Regions from separate parts of the Homo sapiens genome. Here region 1 is linked to region 2. Evidence: read pairs that join two places in POLR2A ChIA-PET (ENCODE). Cell type or tissue: PC-3. All regions are shown on one strand. Each heading gives the region's core, and the rest is flanking DNA. Links, peaks and the distances in the headings are about the cores only.

What was found. Peaks named below come from ENCODE experiments on the same cell type or tissue, not always from the same donor. Only the 100,000 strongest peaks of a DNase experiment are listed, where the experiment ranks them.
Region 1: POLR2A ChIA-PET joins it to region 2 with 11 read pairs; 2 of 35 experiments call an interaction of 5 or more read pairs at or near these places.

What each region holds. Positions count from the first base shown.
Region 1 is chr2:166,856,990-166,867,523 of GRCh38, reverse strand. No RefSeq gene overlaps it. Among named protein-coding and RNA genes, the nearest start is that of XIRP2, 26 kb to the left of the region's middle. In PC-3, for the core only: no CTCF peak of the experiment used is centred there; a DNase peak (open chromatin) is centred at 4,613; H3K27ac peaks cover 1,413 bases.
Region 2 is chr2:166,549,125-166,559,658 of GRCh38, reverse strand. No RefSeq gene overlaps it. Among named protein-coding and RNA genes, the nearest start is that of SCN7A, 60 kb to the right of the region's middle. In PC-3, for the core only: a CTCF peak has its summit at 1,203; no DNase peak of the experiment used is centred there.

The sequences.
Region 1 (10,534 bases), core at 1,612-9,611, 310 kb before region 2:
TTCACACAAGAACTAACGTCATAAAATCATCCTGTAGGCATAAACATAATGTATTCCCAGGATCATTGCTCTTTTTTCTAATCTTGCTCACATGAGCTGGCAAGCTTGGATTTGCCTTTTCTCCTTCACAAGAAACAGAAAATTGTGTTTTCCTATGTCTCCAAATAATTTTCACTGTTTATAATAATTTATGGAAGTGCTGTATCATTATTTTCCAAATTCTGAATTCATAAAGAAGCATCATACTCCAAATAATTACCAAAGCCACATACAGTATATAAATATACTTTCTGACTGCCAGTTTAGTTTGTAGTTTGGCTGCTTAAAAATGCCTGCCATTTAGTCTTAGGCTTAAAACCAAGATAGAAAAAAACAAAGACTGTAATTTTCAGTCTGTCTTATACTCCTACTGGCTTGTCTGTTCTCATTTTATAGTGGACACTTCTACTTTAATTAGTTGAATCATCTAAACTACAGTGGCTCTCCTGACAACCCTTATGAATGATCAACTTTCAATTACTTATTTTGCTTATTTAATATACTATGCACACTGATTCCTGCTGTTTTTCTCTTTACCTTAATCCAATGTCAGTCTTTATTTTCCTTTAACGTTCACATTGTCTTCTTGTATCAGGTCACAATGATAAATGTGTGCAATTCATCCCAAGTACAGAGACCGTGTTGGTGTAGTTGTTCAAACACTATACTGGGAATCATAAATGAATTTGGTAATTAATTAAATCACTTTTGCTCCTTGGTTATTTCCTAAAGTATAGCATAGGAAAGGTAGGTAAGACCAAATTACAAAACTTGTGAGCTTTAGGACAAATTTTATCCATAGAATTGAATGTGTGCTGTACATATTTTTTCTTGATGCTTATTTTCATTCCTTAAAATAGCAAACTTTTTCTTCAAGTCATCATAGAACCCAATCCGCTCTATTCTCTTATTTCAAGTTCAGTTCACATATTGATAGCCTTCCTGGCCCCTGTAGGTATCTGTTTGCAACTCTCTGAGCTAGAAGAGGTCTAAGGTTCCACAGAGCCACAGGAAAGTAATAAACTTAAGGATTTCTATTTTACAGTACGTTCAATTCCATCACTGATTTGTTATTAAACATTAAACTATGAAACTGAGACATTAGGACATTAAATGTGGACAAACAATATAAGTCCCATTAGCCTATAAGGGAAGCAATGAATGATCTCATTTAATTTGTGGAAAGTTGAGTAGCAGAAACTCTGCAAATGAAATTAAGCGCTATGCCTCATTGAATGAGCTTAGAGCTCTCCAAGGGGAGATCTGAGTTCCAGTATACAGCAAATAACAGACAGTGCTTTCAATTTAGCTGTAATTTTGAAATGGTTAGCCGGCAAAAGATGTTAAGAAGAAGGATGTAAATGATCTAACTCTGCAGGAAGCCAAGGAGTGTCTACGTCAATGAAGCTCTCAAGGATCAAACTGAAATGAAAATATACTACATTTTTATTTTTATTTTCCATTAACTGAGTAATTTCCAATTTCTGTCCCCCGCATATCTCTTCCAAAGAAACTAGATTTATATTTTGTGCGATTCTTAATCAGACCTTTCCTCTCAACAGGTTCAATGATCACTTTTAAAAACTATTTTCATTATTATTTGACATTTTCTGCTCTAACATCACTTTGACACATTTCTGTGTTAAATTTCTGTGAATCAGAAAATTGGGGACAGACTGAATTGTAATCCACTTTCACTCAGCTTGCTTTCAAAATCTGTCTGAAAATATTTGCCAGTAAAGGGAAGGCTGTGATGCAGGGATTGAAAATGGGGCAAAGCAAAGGTGGCTGATGGCTCTCCAGGTGAAATCAACACTAACCTGCATCCTTGCTTCAGCATAATCTCCCTCTGCCTGCAGCAACCGTGATAGAGCTTGCATTTAACAATTCTATTTTATATAGGCCTTTTCTAGAAAAGTCATTTTCAATTTTTTTCAAATTATTTTCTAAATATCATAATTAAAGACATGACAACTGTTTAAACCCTACAGCCAGAGAAATTTTCTGTCATTTCTCTAAAAGTTGTGAGTGCACTTACAGACGTATAACTGACCCTGGGGAAAATATTTTCCCCCATTTTTCTATAAATTGAGAATCCTAAAGGGATGTCATTATCAAAATAACAACAACAAAACTTTGTGGGCTGTCTTAAATCTACAGAGAGAGAATTGTTGGAAAAGGGATAAATGTATATACCTTTCATGGAATTTTTTTTCTTTTTTCTTTTTTTTTGAGATGGAGTCTCACTCTGTCGCCCAGGCTGGAGTGCAGTGGCACGATCTCTGCTCACTGCAACTTCCACCTTCTGGGTTCAAGTGATTTTCCTGCCTCAGCCTCCCGAGTAGCTGAGATGACAGGCACGTGCCACCACACCCGGCTAATCTTCTGTATTTTTAGTAGAGATGGGGTTTCACCGTGTTAGCCAGGATGGTCTCGATCTCCTGACCTTGTAATCCACCCGTCTTGGCCTCCCAAAATGCTGGGATTATAGGCGTGAGCCACCGCGCCTGGCCATCTTTACATTAAGAGAGAGCCTTGCTGCCTTTGGATATACTCACAACTGCTTTGGAATCATGCATCACTTTTCCACGTTAGGATGCCAATGCTCCATATTTGTACATAGGTGACACTTGACCAGTGTCTCAGGGAGTGTGTGTGTCTCAGAATCAACCAGGTCTTCATGTTCAATAGTTTAGTCCAGTTTCACTTCATTGCTATATAATAATTCATTTACAATGGTGAAAGTTGTATAAGATTCAATAATTTTGGAATCTCCTTCTACAATCAGTGAAGCAGAAGTCACCCCAAAATGTGCATGCACACACATGTGCATACACACAAATGTCACACTCCTATTCAGCATGAGAAAATATAAACTACAATTACCTAGAAATTAAACATTTATAAAGTTTAGATTGATTACAATAACATCCAATATTTTTACATCTAAATGTCAGATACTAAGAGTAGACAACAGCTATGTTTTTAAGATGTAAATAGATACTCAATATTTACTATTGGCCAGTAATTTGCACACTTTCTTTCCTAGTCATCACAGTGTCCACTTAAATAAATATTATTATCTCTGTTTTATAAACAAGAGAATTGAGGCCAGAGGTATTTAAGTAACTTAGCCAAAAATCATAAAGGTAGTAAGTGCCAAACTTGAAAATTATTATTTTAACATGATTTAATGAAGTAGTGAATTTTAAAGTACATTTTATGGGGCTAAGTTTTGCCTAACCACATTACCCTTTCAGAGAGGTTAGCACCCCTTATTATTTACCCTATTCAAATTCTGTACTTTAATGGCTCATCACAATTGTAATTAAATAATTAATTTTTATTGTCTCCCTTTCTTTCTGGATTATAAATTTCATGAGGGTAGAATTGTTTACATCTTGCTGCTGCTGCATTCCGGCTTTTAGAATGGTGATTGGCATAGAGGAAGTACTGTATATATTTGTTAAAAGAAATAATTAAATGATTACACAGCAAGTCTCTAATAGGTTGGTGGATTTCCCAGGATGTATCACTAGCATATTACATTATGCTAGTTCACAACTGTGGAAATGCTGGATAAAATGATGTACTGTGACCAGTTTATGAGTACGCTGTTTAGTTATCACTAACATTTCACATGTATTTCTTTGGAAATGATGACAGTTGTTATTTACTGCTAAGGGGTGGCAGAACACAGATGTATGTCTTTAATTAGCACATTGTCATAGAAAAGAGTATCTTTGTATCTTTCAAGCATGAATAACCAAATGCTATGTGACGTTATGATAATATAATAATTATATTAGATAAATATTTTACATTTATGTCTATGCTGTGCCTGAAACTGTGCTCAACATATCTCATTTAATTATCACAACAAATGCAGTACTATGACAGGCCGTATGGATTTCTCTGTTTTGTAAATAGAGACATTAAGTATAGAGAGGATATAAACAGGATGTTTAAAGATAAGCTATTCTTTAAACAAGTTGTCTGTCACTAGAGAAAGGCTCCTAGCTGGTATATTGTGCCATTATTAAATAAAATGAATTTTTACCATGTGTTCGATTCCACAAATTATTTCTCATTACTAATGTCTAAAGGAATGGAGTTCTTTACAAAAGAGAAAATTAATACAAATAAAGTTGCAAGGATAAAAATTTTCCTCTTGCCTTACAGTAAGAGACTGGACATATCCTGATATATTTTGTATCTTTCCAAAAAGGTAATGTGAATTATTGCAATAAATAACTTAGATATTTTATCTTGTTTGACCTCTAAAACTTGCTGATATTCAATAAGGAATTAAACTGAGAAATGATGCTTCAGAAAAAAACAAAACAAACAAAAAACCTTCTCAGCAACTACCTCAACTTCCCTTATTTTTAACATCTTGAATTTGTGTAGTATATTTGTTACAATAGAAGAATCAATATTGATGCATTATGATTAACTAAGGAGTGAACATTGGAGTTCACTCTCCGTGCTGTACATTCTCTTGGCAAGTGTGTAATGACGTGTATCCACCATTATAGTATCATACAGAGTAAGTTTTATTGCCCTAAAATGTTTGGTGTTCCTCTTAGTCATCCTTTTTTAATGCTTTCTTAAAAGAAAAATTGACAGAGAAATATTACAAATGGAAAGATGACACCATTTCTGTGGGGGAGAAACAAGAGGTGAGCAGGAAGATGGCAGAGGTCAGGGAGGAGTGCGAGTTCCAGGAGCTGTCCCTCATTGACAGTACATATAATTGTGAAGCTCTTTCTGCCTTTTCAGAAGAGATTGGAAAATTGAGGGTTAAGTTACTGAGCATTACGTACGCTGCACTGATTCGGCAAAACTCATGCATAGAATTTGTTACTCCTCCTAGGAAATACACTCTCAGGCAAACTGGAACCCAGGGATCATTTTGAAATGAATAATTAGCATTTTAAAAGGCTAGTTTCACCAGAGTGCACTGCTGGAATATAATAATATTTCACAAAGAAATAAATTATCTAAATGGTATTGTTCTAGAATGGAGAGCACCAGAGTCTGCATTTAACAACCTGAAATTCTATCCTAGGACATTTTCATAGATCAGAATATGAGTAGATAGAATCAGATTTGAATGTATGAATTATGAGTTCACAGGATGTTTTGAGAGGTGCTAGGAAAACTTCTGTCCCCTTAAATATCTCTCTCCCTGGCTTGTCACACTGCTCTCCTATGATCTGAGAGATTAATGGCTTTGAATTAATTTGTAGATGTTTGGAATTAATATACGTGTCTTTTTATGTGCACTTTAGTATCATTCAGTTTGTTCTATTGTTTCTTAGTTGAGGCACTGACAGAATAGGAGATTGAATAGGAGGGAGGAAGGCATGAAACAATGTAATCTCAGAGCATTGGGAAGTCTAAGATGTTTAGGTCTGTGGAAAAAACTTAATGGCAACCAGAGGACAGTATAAGGGCACTTGGTACTCAGGGTTCAGGTAAATAGGGTTTCCAGTGGTAGAAAAGAAAGCCAAAGGGAAATTGAGAAGGCCATAGACCACACCCTGTGTTTGTCAGAGGACTGCAAAGGACCAACACTAGGCACAAGACTCAACTAAATTCAGTTTTAATCTGCTGAGAAGAAAGGCACAAATTGGTAGCATGGGTACGTTGGTCAAAAACATTCCAATGTGTGCCCTCATTATCATCCATCTCTCTTTCTATTCCAACACTGTCTCCAACCAAATGTGTCACATATTTCTAGGAAATTGGAAAGCAGCAGCAGGGGCTGACAGAGCAGACTATAACTAAGGGGTATTTGAGGCTGATGCTGACTATGTCCTGCCGACACCCCTCAAATCTTTCAAGCTGCTTGACAATTGTCAGTAACATCATCTGTGCCTGAGGGCTCTTATCATTCTCTGCTGAAACTGAAAATATCAAGAAATTAATCCTCCTCTCCCTCCTTCTTAGCATTCCCCAAACAATGACTCCTGGCTTCTTGAATTGTGTTAAATTTGAGGCACATGTTTGGCACATTTCCAGAATTTTCTCTTGGGTTTTAGTTCCAGTTGCCCACTGTGATATGTGGCTCCATAGGAACCCTTTATCCACTGCCTTCCCTTCCTAGGATCACCTCCACACTCCCAGCCAGAGTTGCTGCATTTCCCGAACAGGCCATGGTTTACTCCAATCCATGTCTCCAATTCTGTCCTTAGGACAGAAGTCAAATAATGTACAAGAAAGAAATTATGATATTACTGATGTCTGGGTATAATTATGGATAATGTTTTTTGAGGGGATTAAAATCCAGTAATTTGAAACAGCTCTTTCAAGAAACATGGACACTGAGGCTGTAGTTAGATTTAACAAAAATTTCAGAGGGAGATATTATATAGTAGACATTATACTAGGTTTAGTAGCATGCTATTTTCTTACATTCTAATTTCATTAATGGCCAGCTATGATTTTCATCCATTCAATTTGTAACCTTTGTCTTGCTAGGTTTCGACAATCAGGGGATAAATCACAACATGACATTAACAGCCAAAACATTTGATTATGCCTAGATTATCAGACAGACTTCCAAAACTCCCTTTGAAAATCCCTACACCAAAACAAAAAAATGAGGGAGGAGGTGTCTTCACTGTTTTAGCAGACGCCTGATGGTACCATAGTCTCCACAGAAATATCTGAATATTTCTGTGAGTACAGCTGTGAGTACAGCTTATAGTCCATATGAGACTCTTGCCTGCTAAATATACTCCTTTCATTGTTATCTCTATTTTAGGACATAGAACCACTAGCCACCAAGTTTCTCAAGTCAATAATCTTCTTAATTATGTTTGATTTATTCTTATCCTTAGTTTCTCAATTTTTATTATGGCATACAATAGGATGTTTGATATTTTTATATTTTGTGGCCAGATCAAGCTATTTAATGTATGCATTACCTCAAACACATTATTTTTTTGTGGTGAGAACATTTAAAGTGTACTCTCTTAGGAATTTCCAAGTTTACAATATATTGTTATTAACTATACTCACCAAGATGTACAATCTGTCGCTTGAAATTATTCCTCCTAACTGAAATTTTGTGTTCTTTGACCAACATCTCCCACTCTGCAACCTCTGGTAACTACCATTTTACTCTTTGTTTCCATTAGTTCTACTTTTTTTGACTCTACATATAAGTGGGATCAAATGGTATTTGTCTTTCTGTGCCTGGGCTAGTTAACTTGACATTCTTTAGGATCATTCATACTATTGCAACTAACAGGACTGTCTTGTTTTTTTAAGGCTAATTGTATTTCACTGTGTGTGTGTGTGTGTGTGTGTGTATTATATTATATATATATGTACTGCATTTTTACACCGTGTTTTCTTTACCCATTTATTCATTTATGAACACTTAGATTGACTCTATATCTTAGCTATTGTGAATAGTGCTGCAGCAAACATAGGAATGCAGATATCCTTTCAACATACTGATTTTATATCCTTTGGATATATACTAAGTACTAGGATTGCTAGATCATATGGTAGTTACATTTTTAATTGTTTGAGGAACCTTAAGTCCATTTTCCATAATGGCTGTATTTTTTGTGTGTGTTCCAATAAAACTTCCTTTTTTATTTATTTTATTTTTTTTTAATTTTATGATTATTATACTTTAAGTTTTAGGGTACATGTGCACAATGTGCAGGTTAGTTACATATGTATACATGTGCCATACTGGTGTGCTGCACCCATTAACTCGTCACTTAGCATTAGGTATATCTCCCAGTGCTATCCCTCCCCCCTCCCCCCACCCCACAACAGTCCCCAGAGTGTGATGTTCCCCTTCCTGTGTCCATGTGTTCTCATTGTTCAATTCCCACCTATGAGTGAGAATATGCGGTGTTTGGTTTTTTGTCCTTGCGATAGTTTACTGAGAATGATGATTTCCAATTTCATCCATGTCCCTACAAAGGACATGAACTCATCATTTTTTATGGCTGCATAGTATTCCATGGTGTATATGTGCCACATTTTCTTAATCCAGTCTATCATTGTTGGACATTTGGGTTGGATCCAAGTCTTTGCTATTGTGAATAGTGCTGCAATAAACATGCATGTGAATGTGTCTTTATAGCAGCATGATTTATAGTCCTTTGGGTATATACCCAGTAATGGGATGTCTAGGTCAAATGGTATTTCTAGTTCTAGATCCCTGAGGAATCGCCACACTGACTTCCACAATGGTTGAACTAGTTTACAGTCCCACCAACCACGTAAAAGTGTTCCTTTTTCTCCACATCCTCTCCAGCACCTGTTGTTTCCTGACTTTTTAATGAATGCCATTCTAACTGGTGTGAGATGGTATCTCATTGTGGTTTTGATTTGCATTTCTCTGATGGCCAGTGATGGTGAGAATTTTTTCATGTGTTTTTTGGCTGCATAAATTTCTTCTTTTGAGAAGTGTCTGTTCATGTCCTTCGCCCACTTTTTAATGGGGTTGTTTTTTTCTTGTAAATTTGTTTGAGTTCATTGTAGATTCTGGATATTAGCCCTTTGTCAGATGAGTAGGTTGCGAAAATTTTCTCCCATTTTGTAGGTTGCCTGTTCACTTCGATGGTAGTTTCTTTTGCTGTGCAGAAGCTCTTTAGTTTAATTAGATCCCACTTGTCAATTTTGGCTTTTGTTGCCATTGCTTTTGGTGTTTTAGACATGAAGTCCTTGCTCATGCCTATGTCCTGAATGGTAATGCCTAGGTTTTCTTCTAGGGTTTTTATGGTTTTAGGTCTAACGTTTAAGTCTTTAATCCATCTTGAATTAATTTTTGTATAAGGTGTAAGGAAGGGATCCAGTTTCAGCTTTCTACATATGGCTAGCCAGTTTTCCCAGCACCATTTATTAAATAGGGAATCCTTTCCCCATTGCTTGTTTTTGTCAGGTTTGTCAAAGATCAGATAGTAGTAGATATACGGCATTATTTCTGAGGGCTCTGTTTTGTTCCATTGATCTATATCTCTGTTTTGGTACCAGTACCATGCTATTTTTGTTACTGTAGCCTTGTAGTATAGTTTGAAGTCAGGTAGCATGATGCCTCCAGCTTTGTTCTTTTGGCTTAGGATTGACTTGGCAATGCGGGCTCTTTTTTGGTTCCATATGAACTTTAAAGTAGTTTTTTCCAATTCTGTGAAGAAAGTCATTGGTAGCTTGATGGGGATGGCATTGAATCTATAAATTACCTTGGGCAGTATGGCCATTTTCATGATATTGATTCTTCCTACCCATGGCCATGGAATGTTCTTCCATTTGTTTGTATCCTCTTTTATTTCATTGAGCAGTGGTTTCTAGTTCTCCTTGAAGAGGTCCTTCATGTCCCTTTAAGTTGGATTCCTAGGTATTTTATTCTCTTTGAAGCAATTGTGAATGGGAGTTCACTCATGATTTGGCTCTCTGTTTTTCTGTTATTGGTGTATAAGAATGCTTGTGATTTTTGTACATTGATTTTATATCCTGAGAGTTTGCTGAAGTTGCTTATCAGCTTAAGGAGATTTTGGGCTGAGACAATGGGGTTTTCTAGATATACAATCATGTCATCTGCAAACAGGGACAATTTGACTTCCTCTTTTCTTAATTGAATACCTTTTATTTCCTTCTCCTGCCTAATTGCCCTGGCCAGAACTTCCAACACTATGTTGAATAGGAGTGGTGAGAGAGGGCATCCCTGTCTTGTGCCAGTTTTCAAAGGGAATGCTTCCAGTTTTTGCCCATTCAGTATGATATTGGCTGTGGGTCTGTCATAGATAGCTCTTATTATTTTGAAATACATCCCATCAATACCTAATTTATTGAGAGTTTTTAGCATGAATTGTTGTTGAATTTTGTCAAAGGCCTTTTCTGCATCTATTGAGATAATCATGTGGTTTTTGTCTTTGGTTCTGTTTATATGCTGGATTACATTTATTGATTTGCGTATATTGAACCAGCCTTGCATCCCAGGGATGAAGCCCACTTGATCATGGTGGATAAGCTTTTTGATGTGCTGCTGGATTCAGTTTGCCAGTATTTTATTGAGGATTTTTGCATCAATGTTCATCAAGGATATTGGTCTAAAATCCTCTTTTTTGGTTGTGTCTCTGGCCGGCTTTGGTATCAGGATGATGCTGGCCTCATAAAATGAGTTAGGGAGGATTCCCTCTTTTTCTATTGATTGGAATAGTTTCAGAAGGAATGGTACCAGTTCCTCCTTCTACCTCTGGTAGAATTCAGCTGTGAATCCATCTGGTCCTGGACTCTTTTAGTTGGTAAGCTATTGATTATTGCCACAATTTCAGAGCCTGTTATTGGTCCATTCAGAGATTCAACTTATTCCTGGTTTAGTGTTGGGAGGGTGTATGTGTTGAGGAATTTATCCATTTCTTCTAGATTTTCTAGTTTATTTGCGTAGAGGTGTTTGTAGTATTCTCTGATAGTACTTTGTATTTCTGTGGGATTGGTGGTGATATCCCCTTTATCATCTTTT
Region 2 (10,534 bases), core at 1,101-9,100:
ACACCTTGTTCTGATTTTAATGCATTTCTTTATTTGAAAGAAAATAGGTAAAAAAAAAAACCATCGAGAAAATTCAACTGTCTGAAGAGTGTGTAGATATTCTTAAATATTAATTCATGTGGTATCAAGATGAATCAATAGCCTAATGGCCCCACCAAGTACCAGATATTGATTCAGAAAAATAACTGTGGGCTACTTCAAGTGCCCTTTGCTATGCATTTTCTTTTCTTTGGTAATTGCATATACAGAACTACCTTATTTGACAGTTTTATCTATTCATTCTTTATTCATTTGTTGACGAATTGATAGATATAAGTATAGATATAAAATCTGAATCATGCAAAGTGCAGATTTTAAATGATTCTTTATGATATTGAATGTATAGGTTAGTAGGCAAAATGCAATTCAGATAAAGGCTTACAATTTCACTGATTCAGTATCTTCACTTCAAAATAAGGAGTAGTTAATAATATTAAAGGGAGATAAATATTAATGTTAGTTACTCATAAGCTTAGTATATTTTATCCAAACTAAACAATTTTTCTTTCTGAAAGTTGAATAATATGTACTGTGTTTACTGTCATTATGGTGATTAATTGGATTAATAATGCTTAACACATTTTAACAATATTTAAAACTATTTAATGGGATTCATATTACTTTAACAATGTAGGTGTTCTATCAACCAGGAAGAAAAGATGTTAAATGATCCTGGGTTAATTAACTTTTGATGCTTAACCAGTCTTATGTAGTCTTTTGAGCATAGAAGCATTAAAAAGAATTTTCAAAGGTTTAGTTGTTCTCAGCTTTATTTAAGAAGACTAAAGACGATAACCCTTATTTAATGAAGCTTAACTAAGTTTAATGGAGCTTAAAATTTTTAATGAAGTTTAAGACCCCCTTTAGATTTCAGATTATGAAGATTTCACTTAGTATTTGTAAAGTACCTTAATTCCTGAAGCAATTATGAATACAATAAAATATGATAAATATGATAAGTAAAGATAACTTCTAAAAGATGCAAATGTGTTTTGGACTGAAGGGAAAGAGAAAATCAGGGAACTGAAATTGTGAATATTCCAATTAAAAATCAGGTAATATAATAGACTTTTAGAATTTGAAGGGGTCTTTTCTTTCATACGAATGGATATCTACTTAAGGCAGGATCCCTCTCTATACTATTCCTAAAATACTGGCACTTTGCTTTGACCACAGGTTCTCTTGGACGCCATCTATCTGAAAATGTCTTTATTTTACCTTCCCTTTTAAAAGATGTTTTTTGCTGGATATAAAATTCTAAGTTTATAGTTGCTTTGTTGCTGTTGGGGTTGGGGCAGTAGCAGTGGGTAGTGTTTTTTGCTTTTTAACCACTTTAAAAATGTCATAATTTCTGGCATGCCTTGTCCCTAATGAGAAGTTATTTACTTTGTTTCCTTGTACATAATGTTTTTCCTGTGGATGTTTTTAGGATTTATAGTGAATTTTCAGCAGTATGACTGTGATATATTTATGTGTGATTTTCTTGCTCTATTCTTTTTGAGATTTCCTAAAAATCTTAATATTGTAGATGTATGTCTTTCATGAAATTTGGAAAATCTTTAACTATTATTTACTTAAATATATTCTGTCATGTTTTGTTACTTCTCAGGGACTGTAATAGTTGACTGATTGACATTAGATTGATTTTTTGATTTAATTTGTGTTGTTTCCTTGTCTGGCTTTTCAGCCCTACTTTTGTGGCACTATTCTCAGCAAAACAGGTGATGGTGGTGATGCAGTAGAGATTATTGTTAGGCCAAGCAAACTATTTTGTTATTTGAGCATCTTCAAAACTACAGTTATTCCTGCCTGCCCCAATCTTGACTAGTAGCTTAGCTGGCCTTTACTTAGCATGTCAATTTCTTATGTTTTTTTTTGGCAGCCTTTATCCTTTACCTAGACCCAACCCAGAAGTTGCCTCAGAACTGCTCTGAGACTTGCTGGTTGCATATGAGTCATTTCTGTCTTTGGGAATCAACTCATGAAGACTTTCTTGCATCGACTGGTCTTTAATAATTTCATAGAATAGTACTGTTTTGTGTTTTATCTGGGTTTCCCTTTGTGTTACTACAGGAATGAAGGTTGTCCATACCTTTTTGCATCCTTACTAGAAATGGAATTCCCTTTCAACTGGTTCTAGTAAAGTTGTAGTCCATGAGGTTTTTATCTTGCTATCTCTGTTCTATTTGAATCTCTGCTGCTGCTACAAAGAAGTTACTGAAAATTCTTTATGTTACTTTTTAAGCCACATTATCTTAGCTTATCTTAGCTCATCTTTTTAAAATTATTTATTTATTTATTTATTTTGAGTCGGAGTCTCCTCTGTTGCCCAGACTGGAGTGCAGTGGTGTGATCTCAGCCCAACTGCAACCTCCACCTCTTGGGTTCAAGCTATTCTCATGCCTCAGCCTCCCGAGTAGCTGGGATTACAAGGGTACGCCACCATGCCTGGCTAATTTTTGTATTTTTAGTAGAGATGGGGTTTCACCATGTTGGTCAGGCTGGTCTTGAACTCCTGACCTCAAGTGATCCACCCACCTTGGCCTCCCAAAGTGTTTTGGCTTATCTTAAACTTCTAGTTAACTACTTTTATTGAGGTAAACTTAATTTATTGTAACAGAAACCCAGCGATCATATTTTTACTTACTCTTATAGTGACTTATTAACCAATTAAAAGATTCCTATAGGCCAGGTGCGGTGCTGTAATCCCAGCACTTTGGGAGGCTGAGGCAGGCGGATCACAAGGTCAGGAGTTCAAACCAGCCTGGCCAATGTGGTGAAACCCCGTCTCTATTAAAAATTCAAAAATTAGCCAGGCGAGGTGGCAGGTGCCTGTAGTCCCAGCTACTCAGGAGGCTGAGGCAGTAGAATCACTTGAACCCAGGAGGCAGAGGTTGCAGTGAGCTGGGATTGCGCTACTGCACTCCAGTCTGGGCGACAGAGTGGGACTCCATCTTAAAAAAAAAAAATTTTATAAAGGAAATACATTTTTCAGAGAAATTTTCTCAATAAATTCAGAGATTAATTTACTTCTAAAGAACATAATAGTAATTAATTTTAAATTACTTATTCACATGTACTGCCAGACTCAAGATCTTCAACCTACCTTTTCCTTTTTTTTGTTTAAATAATGTCTGCATTCAATCTCAATATTCAGTCTTCTATTACACTGCCCGATGTCTGTTATATCTAAAAGATTTCCACCAGTGATGATCACAGTCAAACTTTCAATGTCTATAATTTTTCAATATTCTTTAATGCAATTATATTAATACTAGAAATTCATACAAATCTCCTTCTATGGAAGCAAAAACCAAAAAGTAATAGTATTCTGTCTCTATCTCTGCCTGTCTATCTCTGTGTCTCTCTTGCTTGCTTGCTTTATTTTATCTGATAATTTCACTACATTTGTTCCAAATAGTAATTCTTTCTTGTTCTCTGTGTTCTGACTATAGGCTGAAAGCATTCATTGTTTCCTAACATCTTTTTAAATTTATGGTCTGTAGATTTTCACTCTATTTTTGCAGGATATTTTAAATTTATAATAGTTGTTATAGTTCTGTGATACTTCTTACATCATTTATAAATGCACATTTAAAATTTGAGCACATCAAAAGCCCTGTATATAACCACATATACTTAATTGAAATATTTTAGTTTTGAAACACTCATGTTTTACTTTTTAAATTTGGTATTTATTTGAAACATGTTAACATTTGAAAATGACCATGTGACCTTCTGTGTCTTTTTTCATTAAATTTAAGGCTTTTAAAAATCAAGTCATTGGTTTTTCTGTCAAACATGTTCTTTTCTTTTCTAGGAGAAAGTAATTCTGGAATAGTAAACCCAGGGTTCTGAAAATCAAATCCTGTTCTTTGATTTTTATTTTATGTATTTATTTCATCTTCAACAATCATACTTTTTAATAAGAGGGATGAAAACCTCATTATATTTTCTTAATCCTTGATTATTACCTATGAAAATGTGAATGATATGAATTAGCTATAATTTTCTACAGCTACATTAAGCATAATTTCCTTAGGCGAATTCTGGCCAACTATATGAAAAATATTTCACTCACCTCATCTATTTTTTTTTTGTGGCTACATTCACATCCTAATTACAGCTACCAAAATTAAACATTTTTATTAAAACATAGATAATTTTTGCATTCTTCTGATGCTTTCAGAGAGTACCAAGAAGTGATAAATTTATAACAGAGAAAGATAAAAGAAAGACCTACCAAGGGACCATTTAGCTATTTAATCTAGGCTAAGCTCAGAGCCTCCAAACTAGCATTGTAAACCAAGCCTGGCATTTCATGTTAATCACTTGAGAAGAATTATATTCAAATAATTAATGTTTGCTTTCTCCATAATTCCTTACTCTTATGCTATTTATATAGTCTTAAGAATTTTCTCAGCCATGGAAGGCTCACAGATGAATGAGGTACTTGCAGAATGATTTTTCCATTTCAAAATGTAGAATAAAACTGGAGATGAAGAAATGTAGAGAGACCAGGATGGGAAAGCAATTTGTAGATCAGAGCTTTTGAAGTAGAAAGAGAAGGGAAGTCTTTCTATCATGAGGACTACAAAAAAAAATTGTAAAAGAGACAATATTTAACATGCCCTAAAATATAGAACTCCCACTGGCTCCTTACTCTTGAACTACCCATTATTCAACAGTCTTTTTTTTTTTTTTTTTTTTTTTTTTTTTTGAGACAGAGTCTCACTCTGTCACCCAGGCTGGAGTGCAGTGGCGTGATCTCAGCTCACTGCAACCTTCGCCTCCCAGGTTCAAGCAATTCTCCTTCCTTAGCCTCCTGAGTAGCTCGGATTACAGGTGTGCACCACCATGCCCGGCTAATTTTTGTATTTTTAGCAGAGAAGGCGTTTCTCCATGTTGATCAGGCTGGTCTCGAACTCCTGACCTCGTGATCTGCCTGCCTCGGCCTCCCAAAGTGCTTGGATTACGGGCGTGAGCCACTGCGCCCAACCTGTCCAACAGTCTTCTTAAAATCTCTCTGAAATAGAGTGACTAGAGTAGGAATTGTTATTTAAAATGTTTTCCCCTTGACCAAGATGTCAATGAACTATACCAATAGAGGATTTCTTAATACTCCAGAGCAATATTGGACATATCATCATTACTAGCAAACATTGTAATACTCATTTCCTTAACCTGATAATGATCAAATTGATGTGTTAGTAAAAAACACATCAGCTTTTATGCAGAAAACCCCAACTTTAATTTAATAGAAGAAAAATTGCATTCCCTTAACATTTTTTAATAGTGAGCCTGCTATTGATATATTCCTTCAGTTTTTGTATGTCTGAAAAAGTGTTTCTCCTTCATTTTTGAAAGATACCTTCACTGGATATACCATTCTAGGTTGATAACTTTTTATTCTTTCAGTATTTCAAAGATGTTGTTTTCTGGATTGCCTTATTTCCAATGAGAAGTCAGGCATCATTTTTATTACTGTACCCATGTACATACTATACAGCATTGGTTTTAGACAATTGTATTATAATACATCCTGGTGTAGTCATTGTAAACTTTCTCATATTTGGATTTAGTGAGTTTCTTCGATTTGTTGGTTTAAAATGATCATCAAAACTTGGAAACAAATGTGTTTTCTGACTGCTTTCCTCTCTTTTGAGATACAGTTGCTCATATGTTACTCACCTTGTCTTACAGCTCTTACATACCTTTTTCATTGTTTAAGTCATTTTGTTTCTCTGATTTTTATTTTGGATAGGTTTTACTGCTGTATTTAAGTTCATTAATCTTTTCTTCTGCTGTGTTCAATTTGCTGTCTTTTTTCAGTGTAATTATTGTCTAAAATATTTTTATATTTTATATCTAGAACTTTAAGGGACTCTTAAAAGTAGATTCCGTGGCCGGGTGCGGTGGCTCATGCCTGTAATCCCAGCACTTTGGGAGGCTGAGGCAGGTAGATCACCTAAGGTCAGGAGTTCGAGACCAGCCTGACCAATATGGTGAAACCCCGTCTCTACTGAAAATACAAAAATTAGCCGGGCATGGTGGCGCACGCCTGTAGTCCCAGCTACTTGGGAGGCTGAGACAGGAGAATTACTTGAACCCGGGAGGCAGAGGTTGCAGTGAGTCGGGATCACACCACTGCACTCCAGCCTGGGCTACAGAGCAAGACTCCATCTCAAAAACAACAACAACAAAAAAAAGTAGATTCTTTCTCTCTACTAAACTTACTTAAATTTTTGTCCAATGTATTGAACATATGGAATATAGTTATAATTACCATTTTAATATCTTATCTACAAATTCTATTCATGTGTTAATTCTGGGTATGTTTAATTGTTTCATTGTGTGTTTTATTGTCTTCATTATGAATCATATTTTTCTGCTCTTGGGCATGCCTGGTGATTTTTGACTAGATGCTGGACACTGTAAATTTTAATTTGGTGTAGTCTATGTTTTAATATGTGCCTATATACTCTGCTGATATACTCTTGAGTTTTTCTGTGGGAAACTTTGGTACATTCAAAGCTTGCCTTTAAACTCTATTTTCTGGGATTTTTTTTTTTTTTGAGATGGAGTTTCACTCTTGTTGCCCAGATTGGAGTACAATGGCACGGTCTCAGCTCACCGCCACTTCCACCTCCTGGGTTCAAGTGATTTGCCTGCCTCAGCCTCCCAAGTAGCTGAGATAACAGGCATGCACCACCATGCCCAGCTCATTTTGTATATTTAGTAGAGACGGGGTTTCTCCATGTTGGTCAGGCTGGTCTCGAACACCTAACCTCAGGTGATCCACCTTCTTCGGCCTCCCAAAGTGCTGGGATTACAGGTGTGAGCCACTGCACCTGGCCTATTTTCTGGGATTTAAGCAGCATAATATAACACTAATTTTCTTTTCTACTGAGGCGATACCCAGTGTACCATGAAATATGAGGTTTTCTGGATTGTGAAAAACACAACTTTTTTAGACCCTGTGTGAGATATCTGGATTGTTTATGCTTTTTGAATGGTTCTCTTCCTGGCCCTGGGTAGTCTCTATTCAGCTGAACACTTCCATGGGACCCTCAGCAAATCTCCAGAGTACTCTCTCTGCACAGCTGTTGTCTCTCCAGAACTCTGCCTTATGACATATCAACACCTTGGCGTCCCCAGCCTCTAAGTTCCATCTCCTCAACTCACGAACTTCACCAAAACACTACTGAGTTCCTTCCTCACTCTACTGCATGCTATTGCTGTTGCTACTGTTGTTGTTACATGGATGTATTAAGTTATGTTACTCCACTCCACCTTGGCTGGAAGTTATAAATCCATGCAAGTTTGTGTTTTATTTTAGTCTCATTTCGTATTTACAATGCTTGATCACTTTTAAAATACAAAAAGGAACTAGATGTTAAATAATGAACATTTAAAATCTCAGAAAGAAGCAACTGGTAAGACTTTTTACGAAGGAATCAGATTTTATGTTTTATAGAAGTAATGGTTTTCACACTCATGTTATACAACCACTTCAAATTAATACCCCTTAATTGAAGTAGCAGTCAATTAATAGACAATTTTTCTTGATGGTCTTTGCTGTTTTCAATTATTTAAAATTTTAGCAAAACTCTTCACATTTTTCAAACAATAAATTTAAGTGAAGCTTTAAAATAGCACCAGTTAAGGTGTGGTCAAAGAGCTCTGGCTTAAATCAAATAGAAAAATAGCTTAAAACTCACTTGTATTGCTCTTTGTATATTTCATTCTAAGTTTTAATTATTGTGAATTATGCCTAAGTTTGTGAGTAGGAGACAATGGCAAATTTATTTATTTTTAATATATTATACAAACTCACATATAAACAAAAATAAAAATAGTTAAATTCAGTCTTCTAGAAAACTGAATCTCAATTTCATACCTTATATACAGTGAGAAATAATTTTGGTTGTTAAAATTATGAATAGATGGGAAGATCAATCTGAGTCTGATATGTTTAATTCATCTACTTGCCAAAACTTCTGTTCAGTCTCTGTAAGTGAAGGATTTTTAAATATTAGAAGCGAAATTTTTCATATTTATGAAAAGATGGAACACTGTTTTACTACATTTTAATTTGTAGGCACAGTTCTTAAGTAGAAATTATCTATTTTTAAGGGAGACAAACAGATATAATATTTATTTACTACAAGATTACATATTAATCAATTAATTTATATTCTAACAGCACAACTCTCAGTCTCATTCAGTTTGTACTATAATGAAGTTCTTGAATTTCTCTCCTGTGCCTCTTTTTGCAAGGTAATAAATCTCAAAGGTAAGCCAAATTAAGTTCTCTATGCTCTTTAACACCCTGCTTTGCAAACTGTTATCTCATGGTGTTACAAATAATACACAAGAAACAGAAAGGGAAACAATAATAGGGCACACCAGTAAAATTAATTCTTCCAAGCCATAAACACCAAGACCAATAAATCTACAAGAAAGGTATTTAAAATGGTCAACAACCACTGCTCTGTTATTCTTCATCACTTTCTGCCTCTGGATAGTGATTACAACATTTGAGCAAGACCAGTTTCTTAGGCCCAAATGCCTGCACCACCTTGAAAGTCATAAAGATGACATTGGTCAAGAAGTAGTGCAACACTCTAGCTCAGCAGTGGAATATACTCTAGTTTTCTGTGTTTAAAGTAATGTTTCTTCCCTTTCCTTTAGAACAGTGTAAATAAAACAAATTCATTTAAGTAAAAAATGATTATTCTAATATGTCTCAGGCATCAAATACTACAGATGAAATGAGATTCAATTTACTTCATTTTTGTGAATTTTGTTTTATCTTAATTTAAAATGTCTTTGCAGTCCTGATGTGAAAAATACAAAGTGTAAGAAAATTCTATGTAAATGTAACTCATATATAAATTTCTCTGAAATATAAGACAGCAAATAATGAATTTAAGAATAGAATTGTCTACCCTTTTTGTGGAAATGTAAATTAGTGCAACGACTGTGGAGAATAGTTTGATGATTTCTCAAAAAAAAACTAAAAATAGAGCTACTATGTGATCCAGCAATCTCACTGCTGGGTATATACTCAAAAGAAATGAAATCAGTATATTGGAGAGATATCTGCACTCCCAAGTTTATTGCAGCACTGTTTACAATAGCCAAGATTTGGAAGCAACCTATGTGTTCATCAGCAGATGAATGGATAAAGAAATGTGGTACATGGCCGGGCGCGGTGGCTCACGCCTGTAATCCCAGCACTTTGGGAGGCCCAGGTGGGCGGATCACGAGGTCAGGAGATCGAGACCATCCTGGCTAGCACGGTGAAACCATGTCTCTCCTGAAAATACAAAAAATTAGCCGGGCGTGGTGGCAGGCGCCTGTAGTCCCAGTTACTCAGGAGGCTGAGGCAGGAGAATGGCGTGAACGCCGGGGGGCGGAGCCTGCAGTGAGCCGAGATCACGCCACTGCACTCCAGCCTGGGCGACAGCGAGACTCTGTGTCAAACAAACAAACAAACAAAAATGTGGTACATATATACAATGGAGTACTATTCAGCTATAAGAAAGAGTAAGATCTTGTCATTTGCAACATCATGGGTAGAACTGGAGATTCTGTTAAGTGAAATAAGCCCAGCACAGACAAACATCACATATTCTTACTTATTTTTGGGACCTAAAAATCAAAACGATTGAAATCATGAACAGAGAGTAGAAGGATGGATACTAGAGGCCGGGAGGGAAGGGTAGTGGGGAATTAAGGGGGAAGTAAGGATGGTAAATGGATACAAAAAACGATTAGAAAAATGAATAAGACCTAGTATTTGATAGCACATCAGGGTGACTATAGTCAATAATAATTTAATTGTACATTTTCATGTAACTAAAAGCATAATTGGATTGTTTATAACACAAATAATAAATGTTTGAGAGGATGGATACCCCGTTTTCCATGATGTGCATGTTACACATTGCATGCCTGTATCAAAATATCTCATGTACCCCATAAAAATATATTACACCTACTATTACCCACAAAAATACAAAAAAAAAAAAAAAGAATAGCATTGTCCTGGCATGAAGTATTTAATTGTCTACCATACTTGATTTCGGATGCATTGAAATGTTCTTCTGTTTAAGAAAAACTCTTTTATCTGTGGGCTGGTTCTCGGTATTCCACATTTAACACCTCCATCATTTGGCTCAGAGCTGTGACCCTGCTTAAAGGAAAATATTCCTGGTAAGAGTCAGAAATTCAATTTCCATAATGTAGTGATGCCTTCATATAAATAATTTGTAAATCCTTGGATAGAAGGGAGGAAGTTCAGAATTTGAGAGTACTGAGTGAATAAAAACTTTCAAGAGAGGATATGTCTAAAAATTTGGAGAATAAGAAATATAAGAACTGAGGGTATTAACAAATGCCACTAATGTATACACTTGCCAGTTCTGGTTGCACTGTATGTTACTTACTAATATCCAACATTTAAGGATATTTAAATACAAGTAATCCC